3 separate regions of the Mus musculus genome follow, and regions 2 and 3 are each linked to region 1. The links are chromatin contacts, found by Hi-C or POLR2A ChIA-PET in ENCODE. All regions are on one chromosome and are shown on one strand. Each heading gives the region's core, a stretch centred on a gene start or an enhancer-like site at or near the end of the contact. The rest is flanking DNA. Distances are from core to core; before and after follow the strand shown. Region 1 holds the start of Ccdc97 (coiled-coil domain containing 97). Region 2 holds the start of Exosc5 (exosome component 5). Region 3 holds the start of Hnrnpul1 (heterogeneous nuclear ribonucleoprotein U-like 1).

What was found. A loop is a pair of places that touch in the nucleus more often than their neighbours do. ChIA-PET counts read pairs that join two places held with the same protein, here RNA polymerase II (POLR2A).
Region 2: a loop to region 1 is called in a map of heart, with 4 times the contacts of the local background. The contact joins the promoter of Exosc5 here to the promoter of Ccdc97 in region 1. A Hi-C loop is called at or near these places in 1 of 37 maps with a recorded cell type or tissue (heart). POLR2A ChIA-PET finds 5 or more read pairs at or near these places in 3 of 5 experiments (Patski and embryonic stem cell).
Region 3: a loop to region 1 is called in a map of heart, with 3 times the contacts of the local background. The contact joins the promoter of Hnrnpul1 here to the promoter of Ccdc97 in region 1. A Hi-C loop is called at or near these places in 8 of 37 maps with a recorded cell type or tissue (CH12.LX, gastrocnemius, heart and 2 more). POLR2A ChIA-PET finds 5 or more read pairs at or near these places in 4 of 5 experiments (Patski and embryonic stem cell).

The regions. Positions count from the first base shown.
Region 1 is chr7:25,717,466-25,720,815 of GRCm38, reverse strand. It overlaps Ccdc97 (coiled-coil domain containing 97), which reads left to right and starts at 1,781. Exons shown (of 5, transcript NM_028771.3): 1 at 1,781-1,898. The coding sequence starts at 1,850.
Region 2 is chr7:25,657,320-25,660,669 of GRCm38, reverse strand. Exosc5 (exosome component 5) reads right to left here and starts at 1,517. Exons shown (of 6, transcript NM_138586.3): 1 at 1,287-1,517. The coding sequence starts at 1,434. It overlaps Bckdha (branched chain ketoacid dehydrogenase E1, alpha polypeptide), which reads left to right and starts at 1,909. Exons shown (of 9, transcript NM_007533.5): 1 at 1,909-2,037. The coding sequence starts at 1,930.
Region 3 is chr7:25,753,227-25,756,576 of GRCm38, reverse strand. Hnrnpul1 (heterogeneous nuclear ribonucleoprotein U-like 1) reads left to right here and starts at 1,818. Exons shown (of 15, transcript NM_144922.3): 1 at 1,818-2,236. The coding sequence starts at 1,942. Axl (AXL receptor tyrosine kinase) reads left to right here. Exons shown (of 20, transcript NM_009465.4): 20 at 1-77.

The DNA.
Region 1 (3,350 bases), core at 532-3,031:
CCTCTTCTTGGAGTTCCTCCTCTAGGGAATACAAATTTGTAACCAGTTACAGCGCCAAGCATTTAGAGAGACCCTGAAGTAATAGGCAGGGCTTTCTGGAAAAGAGGAAAATGCAGGGTGAGCTGTGGGGTGGGACTCTAGCCCACTGTCCTTTCTAGCTTCATTTCTCCTGTGCAAGCTGTGTTTTTCACATCTGATGCAGTGTGTGGGCAGCTCGCCCAGCTCCCTTGTAGAAACTAGGGAGCCTTTGAAGAGCCACAACCTATCAAAAGAAGCTGGGGGTTGTGACAAGAGCCTGTATCCAAAGGTATGCATACCACTTACAGTGCCCCAGGACCTAGGTGCAACATGGCTAGACACCAGGAGGGAGTAGATGCAAGGCTGAGGGGGGACCATGTCGGTGCCTAAAAGATACTTGTCACTGGGCTGTGGTGGCACGCTCCTTTAATCCCAGCACTTGGGAGGCAGAGGCAGGTGGATTTCTGAGTTCCAGGACAGCCAGGGCTATACAGAGAATCCCTGTCTGGGGGAGGGGGGAAGGGGAGGAGAGACACTTGTCAAGTTGCTCTAGGAGAAGGTAAGGAGGGGTCCTTGTCCCTAGCCTGGGAAATGCTGCTCTTGGCATATGTGTGTTGGGCAGCATCGCCCTCTGCTGGCCATTCCTGGTGATGCAGCTGGGTTTTTACCAGGCCATTCCCCAAATGTCGGGAATGCTTACCAAGTTCTAACTCTTCCAAACCTGTTTCAAGATTAATGCACCACCTTCCTCGTTGTGATCTCCAGTTCCTTTCCTTGGTTCCCTACCCCAAACCTTATGGGTTCCAAACACCTCATAGGGCTACGAAGCCCTTTATGATCTGACACTGACACGTGGCCTCCATTTTTTTTTTTGAGTCTGGGTTCTCTGGCTGCCCTGGAACTCGCTCTGTAGACCTGGCTGGCCTCGAACTCAGAAATCTGCCTGTCTCTGCCTCCCAAGTGCTAGGATTAAAGGTGTGCACCACCACTGCCCAGCTTCCAATAATCTTTTATTTTTTGCTTTCTTGAGAAAAACTTGCCATGTAACCCTGGCCGGCCTTATTCAAGACAAGATTTCGTCAAACCCTCAGTGATATCCCTGCCTCTGTCTCCTGAGTGCTGTATGCTCTGCATAGTAAACAGTTAACAGCACCCAGAAGTACCTTTGTCAGCAAAACTGCCTGAAGTACTTCCTAACTCCTGCCCATGCCTTTCAGGTCTCATCTGGGGGCTTTATCCCTGCCAGAAAGTCTCTGACCCTGCCTGTGGTGAGCAGGTCCTTCCCTTTTACACAGCGAATTCCTCATATCTGCAGGTTTCCTTCTTGTTTGGAAACACAAAGGTTCTCCCCCCAATTTAATCTCATGCCAGCCCTACAGGCTGGATGTGATGATAGAAGGAAGTCAAATCTACAGAGAGCACAAAGTTGGATGAGATGGTTCGGCGGTTAAAGATGCTTGCTGCCAACCTTGACTGAATTTTATCCACACTCCCATAAGTTGTCTTCTGACCGCATAAGTATTTTTAAGAGGACTCGAGGGTCTATGCGATAGGGCCAATACAACCACTCCAAATATTAACACACGAGGACCTCAAGTTAGAGTAGCGATCAAATGACACACGGTCCCCGCTGACTTTCCCATTTGATAGGTTTAAGATCCATCAGCGGGGCTACGCATGCGCATAAGAGAAGGCCCGCCTTTGACCCGGAACTTTGATGCTTGGGTGCCGCATAAAGACGCTTGCGTAACCGGAAGTACCTGCGGGTACCTAGGGTCCAGCCTGGCTTCCGGAGCCCGCTGTGGCGGTTACTGTGTTGAAGAGACCTGTTATGGAGGCGGTGGCAGCTGCAGAGGTGACGGAGAGGAAGCCGGATAATGGTGAGACGTTTGCCAGGCTCAGGTGACCGGAGGGTGCTCTTGCGGTGTGACCAGGAAATGGTTCCGGCAAGCGCTGAGGACTCTAGGAAGTCTGACCGCCGCTTACTGGCACTTTCAACACTTGGTCCACCTTGTGGGTCTGGTTATTCGGCCTTGTAGCAGGTTGACGTTTCCCTTCTTCTTTGAAATGAACCCCTTTCCATGTCCTAGGCTAACCCACTTTTTTTTTTACCATGCCAACGCTTCAAGCAAATAACAACTCTCCTGCAGATTCTTCCAGTCTCAGACCAACCTTTCTCAAGTTAACATCATTTCTGTGCCAACCTGAGTTTCTCCGTATCCCAAGCTAGCTCTCCTCTTGTCCCATGAAAGCTCACATCAAACCAACAGCCCCCATTGCATTCTAACCCTTCCTGACCCCAACGTCTGCCTCTTTAGGTCCTAAAGTTCTCATTCCGCCCCTTTAGGTCCTTTCTCCCTCGCACCTTCAATGCCTTTTACTTTGCTACTGACTTCCTACAAGTATTGGCTTGGGGGGGCGGGGGCGGGGGCTTTTGTTTTGTTTTGTTTTGGGGTTTTGTTCACAGCCTTTTATTATTGCCAAGGTCAGCCTCCAAATTGCTGTCCTCCAATCCCAGGTCCCAAGGTACTGAGTTTACAGCCCTGTGCCACCACGCCTGTCTTTAATGTTTCATAGTAGTCTGATGTGCGATGACAACTTGGAACTGGGAGTTACTGAAGCTGAATAGCAGATTATGAATGTAGAGGCAGAGGTGTGTTCTAGTGTGTGTTTCAATCTTTGATAATCTCCAATTGTGGTGATTTATATCTGTAACCCCAGCACTTGGGAGACTGAGGCAGGAGATTACCCTTAAGTTTGAAGACATCCTAAACTACATAGTGAGTTCCAGACTACAAAGTCAAACCCTGTACTATGAGGCCCTGCTTCAAAGTATATATATTAACATTTTCTGTAACAAAATTGTATGTATCTTTTAAACTTTCTGGTGCTGGGCCTCAAGCCTTACAAATGCCAATCACATTTGCTACCATGAAGCCATAAAAGAGAATCTGGGGCAAGATGTGGTGAAATGGGCCTATAGTCAGGAGCCTAGAAGGTTCAAAGCCAGGGATTAAGGCCGTAGCTTATTAGTGGGATGTTTGCATAGCATGCCTGAGGCCCTGGGTTCAATCCCCAGCACCATCTAAACTGTGTGTGGTAGAGCAGGCCTGTCCTCCTAGCACTGCCAAGACACTGCTCATAATTTTCTTACCCATCACCTACTACAGCGTGCTCTCCACCCTGAACTTGTTCCAGTCAGGTAGGATCCCCAGGGACGTCCATTCATGGCTATTCAATCTACTTGATTAGAGTTTTGTTGTTTTGTTACATTCTCATTGTTATTCATTCATTTGTTTGATTGTATATTTATTTATTTGAGGTGGGGTTTC
Region 2 (3,350 bases), core at 268-2,767, 60 kb after region 1:
TGCATCTGTGTCTCAAGTGCTGGGACTAACGGTGTGTGCCACCACTGACCTGCCAGTTTTCTCCTTTCTTAAGCTCTATCAGTCGTCAGCTCTTGCCCCATCTATCTGATTCCTTCGCAGGAAAATGCCTGGAGACTTGTCTCAACTGTTTTTTTTCTCGCTCTTTCTGACCCACCACTATAAGCAATGACCTCTAGCTTATTAGCCATAAGGTGATCAGCCTTTAACATCTCAAACAAACTCACCATTGTCAACTCTGTCTCTGCCCTCTCATCTGTCTACTCTGGTAGTTTCTCACCCTCTCATGACCTCTCAAAGTTGGCTGGCCCGACTGGGATATAGGGTTGTGTGGGTCTCAGCCACAAGACTTCTCTTTTCTCCCTATTCATTTAGTCTGATGAAATGTGTATACCAAGGAAAGGCACGTTTTCTTAAATGATGGGACCGGGGAAGGGGAGATGCTTCTCAGCCCAGGATGGGAAGATCACATTTAATTTGAAGAGCACTTACTTAGATGTATCATCTGCCACAGTAATTATATTTAAACCAGTGGTGGTGATGTGTCTGTCTCAAAGGGTATTTATGCAAATAAACACCTTAGCCTCAACCGGTGATGTATGGATCTAGAAGTGTTTTTTAAGAAATCTAGTCAAAGCCAGGCGTGGTGGCGCACGCCTTTAATCCCAGCACTCGGGAGGCAGAAGCAGGCGGATTTCTGAGTTCAAGGCCAGCCTGGTCTACAAAGTGAGTTCAACAACAAAGTGAAAACAACAACAACAACAACAACAACAAAAACCCAAGAAATCTAGTCAAGGGGAGCTGGAGAGATGGCTCAGTGGTTATGAGCACTGACTGCTCTTCCAAAGGTCCTGAGTTGAATTCCCAGCAACCACATGGTGGCTCACAGCCATCTGTAACGGGATCTGATGCCCTCTTCTGGTGTGTCTGAAGACAGCTACAGTGCTCTTATATAAATAAAATAAGTCTTGAAAGAAAGATAAAAGAAAGAAAGAAATCTAGAGAAGGGTAATATCTGCCTTGGTGAAATACCTATTCTGGGATAGTCACTCTTATGAGAGTGGTCTTGCTCTCGATCTCCTCTGAGAGGGATTTACCAGGCTGGCCAACTCATTTCTTCTCGAGACGGGAGGTGGGTATACTCAACATCTAGAAATAAGTTCAAGGAGGCGGGCGTACTTGGTTACATACTACACAGTAACCGCTCTTCAAAAACCCTTCTTCGGTGAGGATGGCGCGCGCTGAGTTAAACTTGGTGAGGCTCGTACCTTGAAGAAAAGAAGCAGATCCATCCGGCCGGGACAGCAGGTTTTGCTCACAAGCAAAGTGCCGGAGACTGCAGACTGGACTTCGGGGGCTGGACTCTGTTCCGGTGTCAGTGAGTAAATTGGCGTCTGCACGCTTTGCGCCCTCCATAGCCGCTGACCACGCGCGCTGCGGCTCCCACCGTAGCTTCCGCTTAGCGGCGCGCGCAGTTCTACCGGCCGCGTACCTATTGCGCATGCGCCCGTCTAGGGCACGCCCGAGTTGGCCCTAGCACGTGGCTCAGCGTTTACTAACAATCTGGTCCCGCCCACCTCCACCTCCCAATTCTGGCATAGCCATTGGACAACAGGGAACAGGGGGAGGGACTTGGAGAGGGCCCATTTTGCTCAGGGCTCCGGGTCCTGAACCCTGAAGGTTCAAGTTAAGTTGTCCTTTTAGTTGCCTGAATTAGGAGCAACTAGAAGCAGACGACCGGAGCAATTTTAGAGACTAAAAATTGCCACCTTACTCATTTATGCGTCTTTGTCGCAAGGTGGTTAGAAGCAGATAGCGTGTTGGCCTAGCGGTGCTGCTATTTGAATAAGGCATCTGGTGGGACAGCCGTATGTCTATCCTGTGAGAAAGGAGGAGTGGTTATTAGCCAAGATGGCGATAGTGATGTCTGCGGCCAAGATCTGGAGGCCGAGCCGTGGCCTGCGCCAGGCTGCTCTTCTCCTGTTGGGACGATCTGGGGTTCGGGGCTTGGCTAGATCTGTGAGTATCTGAGCCCCACGGGGTCTTTCTTAGGGAGAAATAGAGACGTAAAAGTTATTCTTACATTGTGTGAGACACCGCGGGCTGTGAAGGAAAGAAAGAAAAGGTCCGAGAAACTTCTTGAAGAGAAATTCAAGGGAAGAATCCCTTTAGAGGAAAAGCAAGGCAGCTACTTGTGGGCCTCGATAGAAGGAGACGAGACGGGGGTTGAAAGGACAGATCAGGTTTTCATAGGGTCCTACATTGCTTAAATTCCAACTGTAAAGGGAGTTGAGCAAGAAACTGGTTTGATTCCTATGCCACCTGATCAAAAGGCAAGGCAAGGGACTTTGCCATGACTGTCCTTTACACAAGATGATTATGAAGGGAGACAAAGAGAGCTACAAGTTCAAACAGGACCCTTTGCCCACGTTATTTTTTTGAGACAGGATCTCACCCACGAGTCCGGAATGGCCTTTAGCTCACCCAGATGCTTAGACAGGCATCGAACTGGAGATAGTCCTGTCCCAGCCTCCCAAGTACTGGCATTACAGATGTAAGCTACGGTGCTTGGCTGCCCACTTTTCTTGAAAACACTGGAGAAAACTCGGAATTCCCTTTTGATCCATTGTTGATAAGGGCAGGATAACACTTCCAAAATCTGTTGCGGTCTGGCAATGTACCACCACAGTGTAGAATGCTTGCCTAGCACGCGCCACGTCCAGAGTTTGGCTCCTAGCCCTGTGTGTTTGTTTATCTGGATATGGCGACACATGTCTGTAATTTCAGCGCTTGGGAAGTAGGAGAGGAGGCATTTGAGGCCAGGTTGAGTTACGTGAGACCCTATCTCAAAAAAAAAAAAAAAAGATTTTTAAAAATGGTTTACTTATTTTTATTTCACGTGCATTGTTGTTTGGTCTGCATGAAGATGTTGGATTCTGTAGAACTTGAGTTGCGTACATACAGACAGTTTTGGACTGCCATATGGGTCCTGGGAATTGAACCCAATTCCTCTGGAAGAGCAGCCAGTGCTCTTAGTCACTGAGCCATCTCCCTGCACCCCCCAAAAGATTCTTTTTAAAAAGAATAGGACCTGGTGTGGTGATGTATGCTTTTGATTCCAGCACTTAGGCAAACAGATCTCTGTGAGTACCAGGCCAGGGCTACATTGTGAAACTGTGTCTTTTTCTCTTTTTCATTTATTTATTTATTCACTCCACATCCCGATATCAGCTCCCCCTCTCCTCCCAGCCCCTCCCCCCCCCTTACAGCTACTCTTCCTGTTCCTTTCCCCCTTCTCCTTTGGAAAGGGGGAGCTTCTATCACCTCCCCAG
Region 3 (3,350 bases), core at 569-3,068, 36 kb before region 1:
TCAAGGTTGACCTTGATTTCACAGAGAGATGCAGGCCAGCCTGGGCTACATGAGACTGTCTTAATAAAGAAGAAAATAAACTAACATGCCCAGACTAGTACAAAAGATTCTCACATAGGCAAACATTCAGATTGTTGAGGAAAGATGGACCAGAACACCTCGAACCACAGATGGACAAAGATCCGAGTCTTCACTTTTTCCTAGTCTGTGACTACTACCATTTCAAGAACCCTATGCGGCGCCCGGTCGCCCCCCGGTGGTGGTTCCTGAGAACTGGGTACAGTTCAATCCGGGCCACAAAGTTTTTTTTTTTTTTTTTTCTTTCAAAAAACAAATCATTGTGGTCAGCTGGGAGGAGAGAGGAAGTCCGACGTGGGCGAGGGGCGGGGTGTCTGGACTGGAACCTCGGGCCCACGTGAGTGTCTGTCCCGCTGCTGAGTGGGTGCTGTGTGTCTAGGTTGCTGTGGTGTGAGCTTGTAGCGTGAACTGTCTTAGCTGAGCTTTGTCGCACGATGCTGCATGCTTGTGCCACACCTACACTGCCGTTTGAAGTCTTATCCTGAATTGATGCTTTTGGCCTGTCACGCCTATTCATTTATTGTGGGATGTTTGCGTGTGTCTAATAGAGAGTGTTTGTGGCTTTTGTTGGGAGTTAAGGCTATAGATGTCGGTGCACATTTGCGTTGTGCGTCTCGGTGTTATTTCACTAAGTTTTTGTCTTCTGAGCAAAGGGCGACAGGTGTATGGATTAACACAACCTGTCGTAATTACGGATTCTCGTGTGCGAATTGGTCAGAGTAGACACAGCAAGATTGAGGTTGAGCAACAACGGTTTAATGGATTCGAGATGGAAAGCCGCGAACTTCTGCAGCTATGCCCAGAGCGGGAAGGCTCTATGGTTGCGTGCAGAGTGGCTTGTCTAGCAACCATAGAGAAAGCGCCCTGGGAGGTTGTGCATCAAAGGGAGGGGTGCGATTTACCACACAACTTTTCTCCCGTTGTTAGCCTAGCCCCTGCTTTCAACCCTTCAGCGCTCTCCAGGACCAATTTTGTTGTTGTTGTTTCTCATAAAGGCAACTGGGTTTCTAACAAACGATGAGTAACAGATCCACTTGATTTTCATTCCGTATTATACCCTGCTGTACGGAGAACTTTGAGAGGCAAGCCTCTCAAGAATGGCCAATCTAGTTCGCTTTTTCTAAAGCGCTCAAGCTCTGGCAGTGGTGAAATATAACAGTAACTGCGATTGGCGAACAGGTTGTTTTGAAACCGCCCTAACGGCAAGGGGCGGGGCCTCGGTGAATTAATCTCCTTCCGGTTCCCGAAAGGCAACAGGAAAGACGAGGGTTGGCCGGCCTCTTCCCGCCGCATTTGATTGGTTGTGGTGGTTTTACCCGCTTGGCCTCCGCGAGGGGGCGTGAGATGAAGACCAGTTAGAATGTGTTTTACAGAGAGTCTGAGGGAAGCACGGCGCGGAGAGACTGGGCGGTTGTTCTGAGATCTGGCTGCTAATGGCTCCAAGTCGTTACTCCCTTTCCTTCATTTGACTGTACCGCAGCGGGCGCGCGAGCGCTACCCAATCAGCGCTTGCTCCGCCTCTCGCCTTTTCCCGCCCTCCACTCTGGCCGCGACTTCAACGTAGGCTAACGCTTCCTCTTAGGCAGCTCCTGAGCCCTCTAGTACCGTTCTTTTGAAAGCCACACTGTGATTGGCTTGGTTCCCGGGCCCGCGCCCGTTGCCCCATGCGCTGACCAATTGAGACTCGTTTTACATCGTACGGTCCGGGCAAGGGGGAGGAGGCGGCGGCGGCCATCTTGAGCCGCCGCCGCCATTGGAGTGGCCCCCCCTTTTCCCCCTTCGCCTCCTGACAGGCAAGGTTTAGGGGGGACAGAGCCCTGGGAGGCCGGGCCAGGCTCGGGGGCCGCCCCGGGGGCCCGGGCCATGGATGTGCGTCGCCTGAAGGTGAACGAACTTCGCGAGGAGCTGCAGCGCCGCGGCCTGGACACTCGCGGCCTGAAGGCCGAGCTTGCTGAGCGGCTGCTGGCGGCGCTAGAGGCCGAGGAGCCCGAAGACGAACGGGAGCTCGAGGCTGACGACGATCCGGGGTTACCTGGGCACAACAACGAGGAGGTCGAGACCGAGGGGGGCTCCGAGCTGGAGGGGACCGCGCAGCCACCGCCGCCCGGGCTGCAGCCGCACCCGGAGCCCGGCGGCTACTCGGGGCCGGACGGACATTGTGAGAGTGCGCGGGGCGGGGGACCGGGGAGCCTGGAGTCCGGGCCGAGGACGGGCTGTGGGACGCGGGAGCTCGACTCCACAGAGATCCAGGAGATGGTCTGAGGAGCCAGGGATCCTGCCACCTGCCGTTGTAAAGGATCTGCGGCCAGGGCCTCGGGGCAGCCTGAGGGCGGATCCTGGCCTTCGGTGCAAGGAAAACCGTGTGGAGGGGGATGGATTTTATTTTAAGGCGACCAGGGTCCTAGCGGGCGGGCGGGGAGGATTTTATATCCTGGGATTCGGAGACTGGAAACTGCTTTGGGGTTCTGTTTTGTGGCTTTGAGTTGGAAAAAGTCGGAAGAACTAGACGTTTTAGGGAAAGGGGTGTCGGGGGGCGGCGTCTTGGAAAATGAGAGATTCTAGCCGAGCGGTGAGCTGACAGCTTGGGGTAGCCATGCTAGTCCACCGTTTGGGCTGAGTCTCAAAAGCTGGATTTTCAGGTAGCGGAAGAATGGCCTAGGGTGCAGGTCAGGGAGAATTTTAAGGGTAGAAGATCTTTGATTTTCTTCACGGATGGGATAAGATCTGCTTAGTGCTGGGGGTGGACTGGCACTTTGGACCTACGGGTGTCCAAGGCTGGGAAGAGTCTCCCAAAACATGGACTGAACTCTCCAGTGTGTGCCAGGTGGCCTTTTAGGAGGTAATGAAAGACCAGCAGATTTGGAAACCCCTATCCCCAACTCCTACATTTCCTCGAGGTTACAGGGTCAACCTTGAGGGCAGGTACAACTTGTATGTTTGGTACTGGGAGGTCTAGGCTATCTAGTTGGCTTCCAGAGGAGATTTGGGATCTAAATGGTGACAAGAAAGGACAGAATCTTCTCATGGACAAAGAAACTAGAGGGCCTAGAATTGGAAGGACTCAGGTTAGTACTCTGTGGTTTCTGCTGAGTGGCCTTGCATTCTTAACTATGGGTAGTTTTTGAAACAGGAGTTGTGGGGAATGAGTTGGTAACTCTGGTGGGACCCTTGTGTGTGCCAGGGATCATGTGGCTAGTCTAGCAGGTGTGGGGGAGGGAAGTGTGGAGGGTATGAAAAAGAAAGAAAACCTGTTGCTTTGGCTGGGGGCCTCA